Regions from separate parts of the Homo sapiens genome. Here region 1 is linked to region 2. Evidence: read pairs that join two places in POLR2A ChIA-PET (ENCODE). Cell type or tissue: PC-9. All regions are shown on one strand. Links, peaks and the distances in the headings refer to the core of each region. The heading gives the core; the rest is flanking DNA.

The links. Peaks named below come from ENCODE experiments on the same cell type or tissue, not always from the same donor. Only the 100,000 strongest peaks of a DNase experiment are listed, where the experiment ranks them.
Region 1: POLR2A ChIA-PET joins it to region 2 with 5 read pairs; 3 of 35 experiments call an interaction of 5 or more read pairs at or near these places.

The regions. Positions count from the first base shown.
Region 1 is chr3:149,106,332-149,111,713 of GRCh38, reverse strand. No RefSeq gene overlaps it. Among named protein-coding and RNA genes, the nearest start is that of HPS3, 21 kb to the left of the region's middle. In PC-9, for the core only: no CTCF peak of the experiment used is centred there; no DNase peak of the experiment used is centred there.
Region 2 is chr3:149,040,935-149,046,316 of GRCh38, reverse strand. HLTF (helicase like transcription factor) reads left to right here. Exons shown (of 25, transcript NM_003071.4): 18 at 58-237; 19 at 4,027-4,151; 20 at 4,649-4,827. Among named protein-coding and RNA genes, the nearest start is that of HLTF-AS1, 43 kb to the left of the region's middle. In PC-9, for the core only: no CTCF peak of the experiment used is centred there; no DNase peak of the experiment used is centred there; H3K27ac peaks cover 1,914 bases.

The DNA of each region.
Region 1 (5,382 bases), core at 92-5,091, 66 kb before region 2:
GGTAAATTGTAAGGTAAATTTTTGTCCTAAAGTAAAATGACTGGTTATTTAAAAAAAAAAAGTTGAAAAAGCTTAGATAGTAAAATATTCTTTAAAAGCTGATAGAAAATTGGAGAAATTCAGTGAATTAACACTGTTCATAAAGTTCTTAATCTCGAAGAAAGTAAAATAAGAAAATATTGTAAAGAAATACATTGGCAGTTTGGCCATTCTTTTTTAATAAAGTTAAGCATGAAGCCAGATTTAGTTAGCATGGAGCCAAATTTCACATATATGCTTGCATTGCTTCACACTATTTTTGCTATTCTGCATAGACAGTTTCAGCACTAAAGTACTTACTGGTCATGTACCTAAAGTGAATTTCTCAATTGCAAAAAATACATAATGGTATTGGTGGACTTAAAGACATTAAATTGTGTACCAGGAACAAAATATTCATCATTTGTTTTTGTAGGCTCTGGGCAATACTATAGCCTCCTGGGTAAACCAAGTAAGAGAAAAATTGGGGAGTGGTTTCCTCTTTGTTTTTTTTTCTTCTAATTTTCATTTATTTGCTGTTTTTTCTCCTTTGCATTTTGCTTATATAAACACATAAAACACCATTGATTTTTTTTAGTTTCTAACGGAAGGCTTTTATTTGGTTCTATGAATAGTCATTTTGTTTCCTATGGATTTCCAAGAATTCACTATCTGCTCTATTTATCCAAAAATTCCTAAGCTACCATTATCAAGCCTCTAAAAATTGATAGAGGATACCAGGTATTTGAAATTTGATTGGTTTTGCTACTTCTGATGCTCCCAAGAGCTATGAGAGCTTTAGGGTTCCTGGTGAAAAAAATTACATAAAAGACTTTTATAAGTTCTAAGCAGAAATAGTACATTATATATCTTATTTGGAAAAGTAGATGAGAATAAGATTTTCTAAATGGTGTTTGTTTCCAAAGAAATTCAATTCACTTAATAATTTGAATTGATTTCAGATCTTTTCCTTTAGGTCATGAGGACAAACTGTGATATGGGTGCAAAGTTTTAATGTTCAGGAAAGATTAGCCTTGTTCTTTTTTTTTGGAGACGGAGTCTCACTCTGTCACCCAGGCTAGAGTGCAATGTCGTGATCTTGTGTCCGGAATTGGTGGGTTCTTGGTCTCACTGACTTCAAGAATGAAGCTGCAGACCCTCACAGTGAGCGTTACAGTTCTTAAAGGCGGCGTGTCTGGAGTTTGTTCTTTCTGATGGTCGGATGTGTTCGGAGTTTCTTCCTTCTGGTGGGTTCATGGTCTCGTCTCGCTGGCTGCAGGAGTGAACCTGCAGACCTTCACGGTGAGTGTTACAGCTCTTAAAGCGGCACATCTGGAGTTCTTCGTTCCTCCCAGTGGGTTCGTGGTCTCGCTGGCTTCAAAAGTGAAGCTGCAGACCTTGGCGGTGAGTGTTACAGCTCATAAAGGCAGTGTGGACCCAAAGAGCGAGCAGTAGCAAGATTTATTGAAAAGAGCGAAAGAACAAAGCTTCCATGGTGTGGAAGGGGTCCCAAGTGGGTTGCCGCTGCTAGCTCAAGCAGCCTGCTTTTATTCTCTTATCTGGCCCCACCCACATCCTGCTGATTGGTCCATTTTACAGCAAGCCGATTGGTCTGTTTTACAGAGAGCTGATTGGTCTGTTTTGAGAGGGTGCTGATTGGTGTGTTTACAATCCCTGAGCTAGGCACAAAAGTTCTCCACGTCCCCGCTAGATTAGCCAGATGCAGAGTGTCGATTGGTGCATTCACAAACCCTGAGCTAGACACAGGGTGCTGATTGGTGTGCTTACAAACCTTGAGCTAGATACAGAGTGCCGATTGGTGTATTTACAATCCCTTAGCTAGACATAAAAATTCTCCAAGTCCCCACCAGACTCAGGAGCCCAGCTGGCTTCACCCAGTGGATCCTGCACCCGGGCTGCAGGTGGAGCTGCCTGCCAGTCCCCTGCTGTGCACCTGCACTCCTCAGCCCTTGGGTGGTCGATGGGACCGGTGGCTGTGGAGCAGGGGACGGTGCTCGTTGGGGAGGCTCGGGCTGTGCAGGAGCCCACAGCAGGGGGTGAAGGGGGGAAGGCTCAGGCATGGTGGGCTGCAGGTCCTGAGCCCTGCCCCACGGGAAGGCAGCTGAGGCCCGGCGAGAAATTGAGTGCAGCAGCAGCTGCTGGCCCAGGTGCTAAGCCCCTCACTGCCCGGGGCTGGTGGGGCCGGCAGGCCACTCCGAGTGTGGGGCCCGCCGAGCCCACGCCCACCCAGAACTCGCACTGGCCTGCAAGCCCCGCTTGCGCAGCCCTGGTTCCCGCCCATGCCTCTCCTTCCACACCTCCCCGCAAGCTGAGGGAGCCAGCTCTGGCCTTGGCCAGCCCAGAAAGGGGCTCCCCACAGTGCAGCGGTGGGCTGAAGGGCTCCTCAAGCATGGCCAGAATGGGCGCCGAGGCTGAGGAGGCGCCAAGAGTGAGCAAGGGCTGCCAGCACGCTATCACCTCTCAATCTCGGCTCACTGCAACCTCCATCTCCCGGGTTCAAGTGATTCTCCTGCCTCAGCCTCCCAAGTAGCTGGGATTACAGGCATGCACCACCATGCCTGGCTAATTTTGTATTCTTAGTAGAGACAGGGTGTCACCATGTTGGTCAGGCTAGTCTTGAACTCCACATCTCAGGTGATCTGCCCGCCTCTGCCTCCCAAAGTGTTGGAATTACAGGCATGAGCCACTGTGCCCAGCCAGCCTTGTTCTTAAAGAATTCCATTGACCAGGATTTCTCTGTAATTGCTTTAGTTGCATTAACCATTATTAAAATTAAGTGACAGTCACTTCAATTAAGTAGTAATTTTTTTTTTAAGGGGAGACTTTCTAGTGATCTTTGATCCTAAGCTTTTTATCACTGTTAGGGCTTCATGTGTGTACTTGAAAATAAAATATGTACAAATGTTAAATTGGTTTGAAGATTTTAGTGGTGAAAGTTACCTAATCAGTTGTTAGTACTATATCTACAAACCAATCTTGGAAATGCATGATGATGCTCGTTGAAATAGCTGAAAATAAATTATTGTGTGCTTGTTCTTACTTTGTGCCTGTTTTGTAGTACAGAATTTAAGGGAAGGGAGATAATTTATCTTCATACTGAGTTTCCAGAACTGATATTTGCATTTGCTTTTTATTTTTATTTTTTATTTTTAATGATGGAGAGAAAGGTTAGCTGTTTTACTTTGGTGAGTTGGCATAGGACCTATCACTTTTTGATGCTTTTGGTCATAGATCTATCACAGAATGCTAGCAATTAGACACATGCCATGAGTAATCTAACTACTTTAATACGGTGGTTGGAAGTGGTGCAGGCAGTAACTCCTATACACCAAATTATAGTGTTTTAATTTGTAACATGTTAGAGAGAGTGATAGGAATTTCTGCAGTATAAATATCCTGTTAACTAATGCTTGTGCTGTTAAGGGCTTTGACTCCTGGATCTGAAGAAGGCACTTACCCCTTTAAATTTTGAGCATTGACACCAATTGAACTATCGTCTTCAGATGCAAGAGAAGGCAACAATCAAAATTAACTGCTTTCATGAGACACAGGGCTGGAAATTAAAACTAAGCAATCCCTCTAGGCCCAGGGACTATAGTGGAAGAGGTGGGCGCGTGAGATTGTAAGTGCTGATTTTGAATAATAAGATTAGAGTGTTTCTGTAAATTAAACATTAATATCAAAAGCATACTGATGCAAGCCAGCATCTGGGACTGTGTGTCAGAATAACAGGGTTTTCTTGGAGCATTAATCAGTTATTTAATAAAAAATTGTAAAAGGTTATAAAAAGTTTATGGAGGCCAGGCGCGGTGGCTCACGCCTGTAATCCCAGCACTTTGGAAGGCCAAGGCGGGCGGATCACGAGGTCAGGAGATCGAGACCCTGGTGAAACCCTGTCTCTACTAAAAATACAAAAAATTACCCAGGTGCTGTGGCGGGCGCCTGTAGTCCCAGCTACTTGGGAGGCTGAGGCAGGAGAATGGCATCAACCCGGGAGGCAGAGCTTGCAGTGAGCCGAGATTGCACCATTGCACTCCAGCCTGGGTGACAGAGCAAGACTCTGTCTCAAAAAAAAAAAAAAAGTTTATGGAAATCTTACTTTATGGTCAAACTGATTAAAATTAGATAGATTTGTTTATAAGGTTTTATTTAAATCAGCTTTAGTATTAATAATATACCATACAAATGTAAAATTTGGTTTTCTCTTTTAAACAACATTTTCACGTAAGAGATCTTAAGAGATTTGTGTTTACCTTTTAAGTAAACTGCAGGAAAAAAAATGGACGGGGGGAGACACATTTAGTTGGCTTCGTGTTGAGTTTATTAGGTGTTATTGTTTGGGAAACTGAGTCTGTCTATCAAAGAGTAAATATTTTTGTTTTATCATTTCAGCTAGATGAATGACTATTTCATAATGACCTATGATCCTATTTTGTGATATGAAGTGTCTTAAACCTTTGACAGACTCCAAGAGTGGAATTTCAGGTTTTAAATTCAATCTTTTTGACCTTAAACAAACTTTTTTGGATATTAGGTTCCCTGAAGTCACCTGTCTCTCTCCAAGAGAGATATATTAGGCTTATTTGTTCTGTTAGAATTATTCAGGAAGCATTGTCAAATCTGAGGTGATAGTTAGCTTCCTTTGGGTCATATTTCTAGATGTGTTGCCAATGTATTCCAGGATTGTATGAGACTCCTAAAATTCTGGTATGTCTTAATATATGTTGTCAGTAATAATTATGATTATTAAATTGTTGTACGCCATGGAAATAACCAAATTATCTTGTCAACTGTGTCTTTATGGCCATGCTAAGTTTTGCCATCTACAATTGTTGTTTTGCTTTGATCCTTCTCAAAAAGTGACTTATAATTAGCTACAGTCCAGGGCTTGCTTCTTTGGGGGAGTTCATGAAAGGACTCTGAGTGCAGGTTTCTGATAACTTTGGAGATTGTGCCATTACATTAGAAAGAAAACTTCCAGGGCACTAATTGAAAGGCTGGTATGTTCATAAAGATTGCTAACCCATTATGAAGCAGAGCAAGAGTTAACTGTATGGACTGAACTAATGGAGGACTGAAATAATTTTTATGGCTTTTTTTGTTTGAAATATTGCTGATTCTTTTTGTTTTTTTCAGAGTCTGGAGAAATTTTTTTGTTTTGAGCTATTTGTAGCCTAAATATACTGAGTAGAATATACTTTTGTAAACAGACTTTGAGGCATATTTCTCTTTCTGCCTAATTTCTCCAGAATTTGTAAACTGTTTGTGAATATTCTTAATTCATGGCAATGTGGTTGTTTGCATGTGGTTAATAAGAACCTGTTTTCTTTTCTAATGACACAC
Region 2 (5,382 bases), core at 217-5,216:
TGGATCAATTTATGTAGAAATTAAAAGTTACATAATTATTTGTTTTATTCTGATTAGGCGTTTACAGTCCCTAATTAAAAATATTACACTTAGAAGAACAAAGACAAGCAAAATTAAAGGAAAACCTGTTTTGGAGTTACCAGAACGTAAAGTATTTATTCAGCACATTACACTTTCAGATGAAGAGAGAAAGATTTATCAGTCTGTGAAAAATGAAGGCAGAGCCACTATTGGAAGGTATGGAGAAAGAAAACCATGTTAAAAATTAGTTTTTGTTTACTTTGTTTCCCATTCACTGAATGACATTATTTAGATGTGTTAGCAATAGTTTGAAGTATACTGAAAGATAATTTGCTTCTATGAATTACAGTGTTTTTTACAAATCAATAAAGTGAATGAAATAATAGTATAATTCACCAGGTAAGTAATTTTTTAAGTTAGGAAATAATTTAAAGCTTACTTTAAATGACAAGTTCTCAATTGCTAGCCAGAAGATTTTGCTTGCTTCTATTTCCAAAATCGTATGGAAATCTGGAAATAGGAACTGATGAAATAGGTTTAACAAGAAGATTAAGGATTGGTAGAAGGTATGAAATTCTGGTCCAAGCAAGATCAGGTTTAATGTGAGCCCACAGGGAACAGAATGAATAAGAGACAAGTGAAAGCAGAATAGGACTGTGAAAGGGGAATCTTCAAAACATAAAAACTTCAGTGAGGTAGGTACAAAGCAGGTTTGATAGGAATTAGAGAGAGTGGGAAAGATTGTTCTAAGCAGCAGATTTCTGAGTTCAAAATCTTCTTTCTTTTCATATTCTTTCAACAAAAATTTATTAAGTGCCCACTGTGTGCCAGGCACTTATACCCATTGGGATACAGCAGAATAAAACAGACAAAAATGCCTGCACTCGAGGAATTTATATTTTAATGGGAAGAAACAGATAATTTAAAAACATGATTAAGTTTTAAGGAATAAAGCAACGAAAGGGGATGGGGAATGCCAAAGCTGTTTTAGTAGGGTATTAAGGAAGACCTCACTGAGAAGATGATATATAGGTAAAGATCTAAAGGAGATTGGGATTAAGGGGTGTTTCAGCCAGAAGGAAGAGCAAGTGTAGATGCTCCCAGTTGGGAACATGCCTGGTGAGCTTGAAGAATAACAGAGAAGCAAGTGTGGCTGGATAGTATGAACGAGAGAAAATAGTCATGATATCAGAGATTTATTGGAATGGGGGTATGTAACGCATATGTCAAGGACTTTGGCTTTTACTTTTTATGACAGGAAACCTTAAAGGGTTTTGAGCCAGGAGAGGGACGTAATCTGATTTATATTTTTAAAAGATCACTCTGGCTGCTGTGCTCAGATTTAGGTTATTTGAATAGGAATAAGGTCAGAAGTAGGGAGACCAGTGGCAGTCAAAGCAAGAGATGATGGTGGTTTTTACCATAGTAGTGATAAAGGGAGTGAGAAATGATTAGATTCTGTTAAATTGTGAACGTAGAACCAACAGAACTTGCTGGTTGATATGTTATGGCATGTGAAAGAGGAATCAAAGATAACTTCAAGCCTTTTTACCTGCATAAGTGGAAGGCTGGAATTGCTGTTTACCAAGACAGGTCTATGGGAAGAGCAGAGATTTTTTTAAGCTAAGATCAGAAGCTCAGTTTTGGACACATTGATCATAGGATGCCCGTGAATTTTCCAAGTAGAGATATCAAATAATTAGTTGGATAGGAGAGTCGAGTTCAAAGTCAGCTATGTGTGGATGGTAATTAAAGCCATGAGATCACCAAGGGAGTGAGTAAAGTGAAAGAGATCTAACTGTGAAGATAGCAATGGCTGGTGAAATAGGAGGAAGGAAGCTTCTAATATTTAGCACATGGTAGGCACTCAAAAGAGATCTCTTAAATTGAAATGCTGAGTATCAGTAAGATATGACCATGCCAGGGAATAATTAGTGTTAGTAAAGGTTATTCTATTTGAAAAAGTTGAAAAAGATTAACTTTATTGAAACTGTTCTCAGAAAATAAGTTATTTTTAAAGTATTCTTTTTAATAGGCTATATATTTACTAACATTTATTTAGCACTCACTAGGTGTTATACATTGATCTTAGTGCTTTAAATGTATTCACAGCAATCCTATTAGGTCAGTATAATTATCCACATCTTATAAGTGAGGAAACTGAGGCACAGAGCAGTTTAGGTGACTTACACTGTTGTCACACAGCTAGTGAGTGACAGGACAGATTAACTCTGGCACTTTGGTTTAGAGCTTGTAAGTTTAATCTTTGTATTATTTTGCCTATTCCTTGCATTCTTGAATATTCAGAAATGTTTGTTGCCATAATACTACCAGTACTAATACTAGCAACAGATTCATGTATAGCACTTAATATAGTCCAGGCACTATTTTAAATACTTTACATGTATTAAATTAAATAACAGTAGTTGTATGAGGTAGGTACTTTTACAATGCCACTGTTAGAACTGAGGAAGCTCAAGACATAGGTTAAGCAACCTGTCCAAGGTTACATAATTAAATTGGCACAGCCAGGTTTTGAATTCATGACCAGCTAGCTCTAAAAATTTGTACTCTTAGCCGTTAGGCTATATTTCTTCTGTTGCCTTAAAATACTTAAATATCAGATGGCCTGGTTATATAATTTTTGGATCACCCATTTCCTTAAGAATCTATGTTGTCATTGTACCACTGTATTTTGTATAGAATGTTTCTGTGGGGAAGCCTGGTTTTTTTTTTTTTTTTTTTTTTCCCTCTGAAGTTCAGCAACTTCTTTGTTGACTTTCCCCTGGGACATGTGATATTATTTAAATCTTTAGATTCCAGGCTTTTCCCCCCTTCTCTTTCCTGGAAAGCTTTCTTTAAATATTGTTTTCTGTTCCATTATTTTATTTCTCTCTGTGTATGTTAGATGTCTTTTATCTGTGTTCCATAGGTATCATTTTATTTCTGATCTTTTACATTTTTTTGTTTAATTTTGATTTTCTCAGTCCTGTTTCCTACATCCTTTTCTATGTTTTTATCAGTGACTAGTCTTTTTTTATATTGGCTTATATTGGTTTCAGTGTGACTTTCATTTCTCTGATGATTCACTGTTTTCTTTCACTTTCTTGAGCCATACCAGCTCATCTTTCATCTCTTCCTGTTCTCTTGCCATATTTTTTCAAAGCTCTTTGTCTTTGCTTTAAGATTTTTTTTTTTTGGAGGAATTGTTTTATTGAGTGGTGTTAAATTGTGACAGTATCCTTGGTCATAATTTTTATTTGCTCTGTGGCAACATTTTTCTGCTGAGTTTTCTTTCACTGCCATGTGTCCCCTACCTTTGCTCTCTGCTGATTATTACTTATATTTGAATATCTTGAGTTCTTCTTGGACTAGCTATTTGCTAGTCCAGATATACAAAAGGGAAAGGTCACAATCATGTCCCCGACCAGCAGGAAATAACCCAATTTACTTAAGACTCAGGGTTACATGTTGAGTTACTTTAGGTTTTATTAGTACACATAAACAGAGATCAGAAACTTTAGGGGTGCTTGGAGTGTAGAGTGCTGTGCCCATAGTCTTTTTTTGAAAATACAGTGCACCTGTATGTTTCTGTATTCAGTTTACCTTCCCTCTTTTTTTGATATAAATTTCTCCATGGAAGCTCAAGTCACCAAGCATGCACCCTGTTCCTGTTTCTGCACATGAGAGGTATTGATTTTCCCCTCAGGGCATGCCATCCATTTTAAAGAATTGTGTTTTGGCAGCTCTGTTTGAGATCTGCAGTCATCCCTCTCAGCATCTTCCTATCTGACTTAGACTGCAATTGGCAGCCATTTCTCATATATTGTGCCTTATTGTTATAGATCTCTCTTGGTTTTATTAGAGTTGCTTTTCTGCTTTTCATTCTTGTTTTGGAGTAATTTCTAGAGAAGAAAAGAAAAATGCCATTTTACTCTGCTGTTTTAGAATAGGAAGTTATTATTGTTTAGCGGACTTAATAATATTTGACATTTTAATCTCTAGGTATTTTAATGAAGGGACTGTCCTGGCACATTATGCAGATGTCCTGGGTCTTTTGCTTAGACTGCGGCAAATTTGTTGCCATACTTACCTTCTTACAAATGCAGTGTCTTCCAATGGCCCCTCAGGTAGGTAAATTTGATTGCTTCATATCATTGTATTTGTCAGAGATACTTAAATAAGAGTGATAAATTTTTTTTATGTGGCATACATTTAGTTTATTTTGTTCTGTCAAATGGAGATTGCTTTTAGTGTGAGACTCAGCTAGGAATACATCCAATAATTTTTTTACCAATGAAATGGAATTATAATGAGGTCTTTCCAGGAATTCCGGTGATAGATACCCTTTGATGAAAGATTCATATTGGATCTGCCTTTTATTGTGTGGTGGTATGTTATTGTCATGTTATAATGATGCTTCTCTATGAGGTATATTATGTGAGTTGGCTACTATTTTGGCTTCTGAATGTTTCTTAAATTTCAAATTTAAATTATGCTTTTTGCCTATGGCAGAAAATGATGAGAGACTTTCCCTACTGGCAAGCGAAACTTTTCCTTATAAGATAGATTAACTTGTCATATTACAAACCTTGCTCTGAAATTAATTTTTCAGCCTTTTCTCTAGGAAATGATACACCTGAAGAACTGAGAAAGAAGTTAATAAGGAAGATGAAGTTAATTCTGAGCTCAGGTTCAGATGAGGAATGTGCAATTTGCCTGGATTCTTTAACAGTTCCTGTGATAACACATTGTGCACATGTATTTTGTAAACCCTGTATTTGCCAAGTCATTCAGAATGAGCAGGTTAGTTTTTTGCTCAGTACAGGTTCAGTGTTTGATAGAGTAGTGTACCTGTCTTTAATATAATAAAAGATAGTATATGGAGTTTTGCACTTGGATTTAATAATATACCTTTGATAGTTAATTATTCCAGTATTTTAATAGGTGATATATTTCTTCTAATGCAACATTTGCAACATAAAAAGATGTTCACAGTCAATATCTTAATTCCGCTGTTTATATCATTGCTGTTCAATAAATGGATTGATAATGTGAGACACAAAGATAATTTTCAGTTTTCTAGTAGTCATACTCTTAAGTAAAAAGAAACATTAAGCTAATTTTAATACATTTGTATTTAACCCAATATATCTAAAATATAAAAAGTATTAATGTGCTTTTTACAAAAAACTAAATCTTCAGAATTTGGTGGTGGTGTATACTTACAGCACACCTCAATTTGGCTTAGCCACATTTCAAGGACGTAATTGCCCCATGTGATTATTGGCTATTGTGTTGGATAAGGTAGGTCTAGATTCTTTTGTGTGGTAGAATTTTTTTGAAGTTGACTAGTCTGTT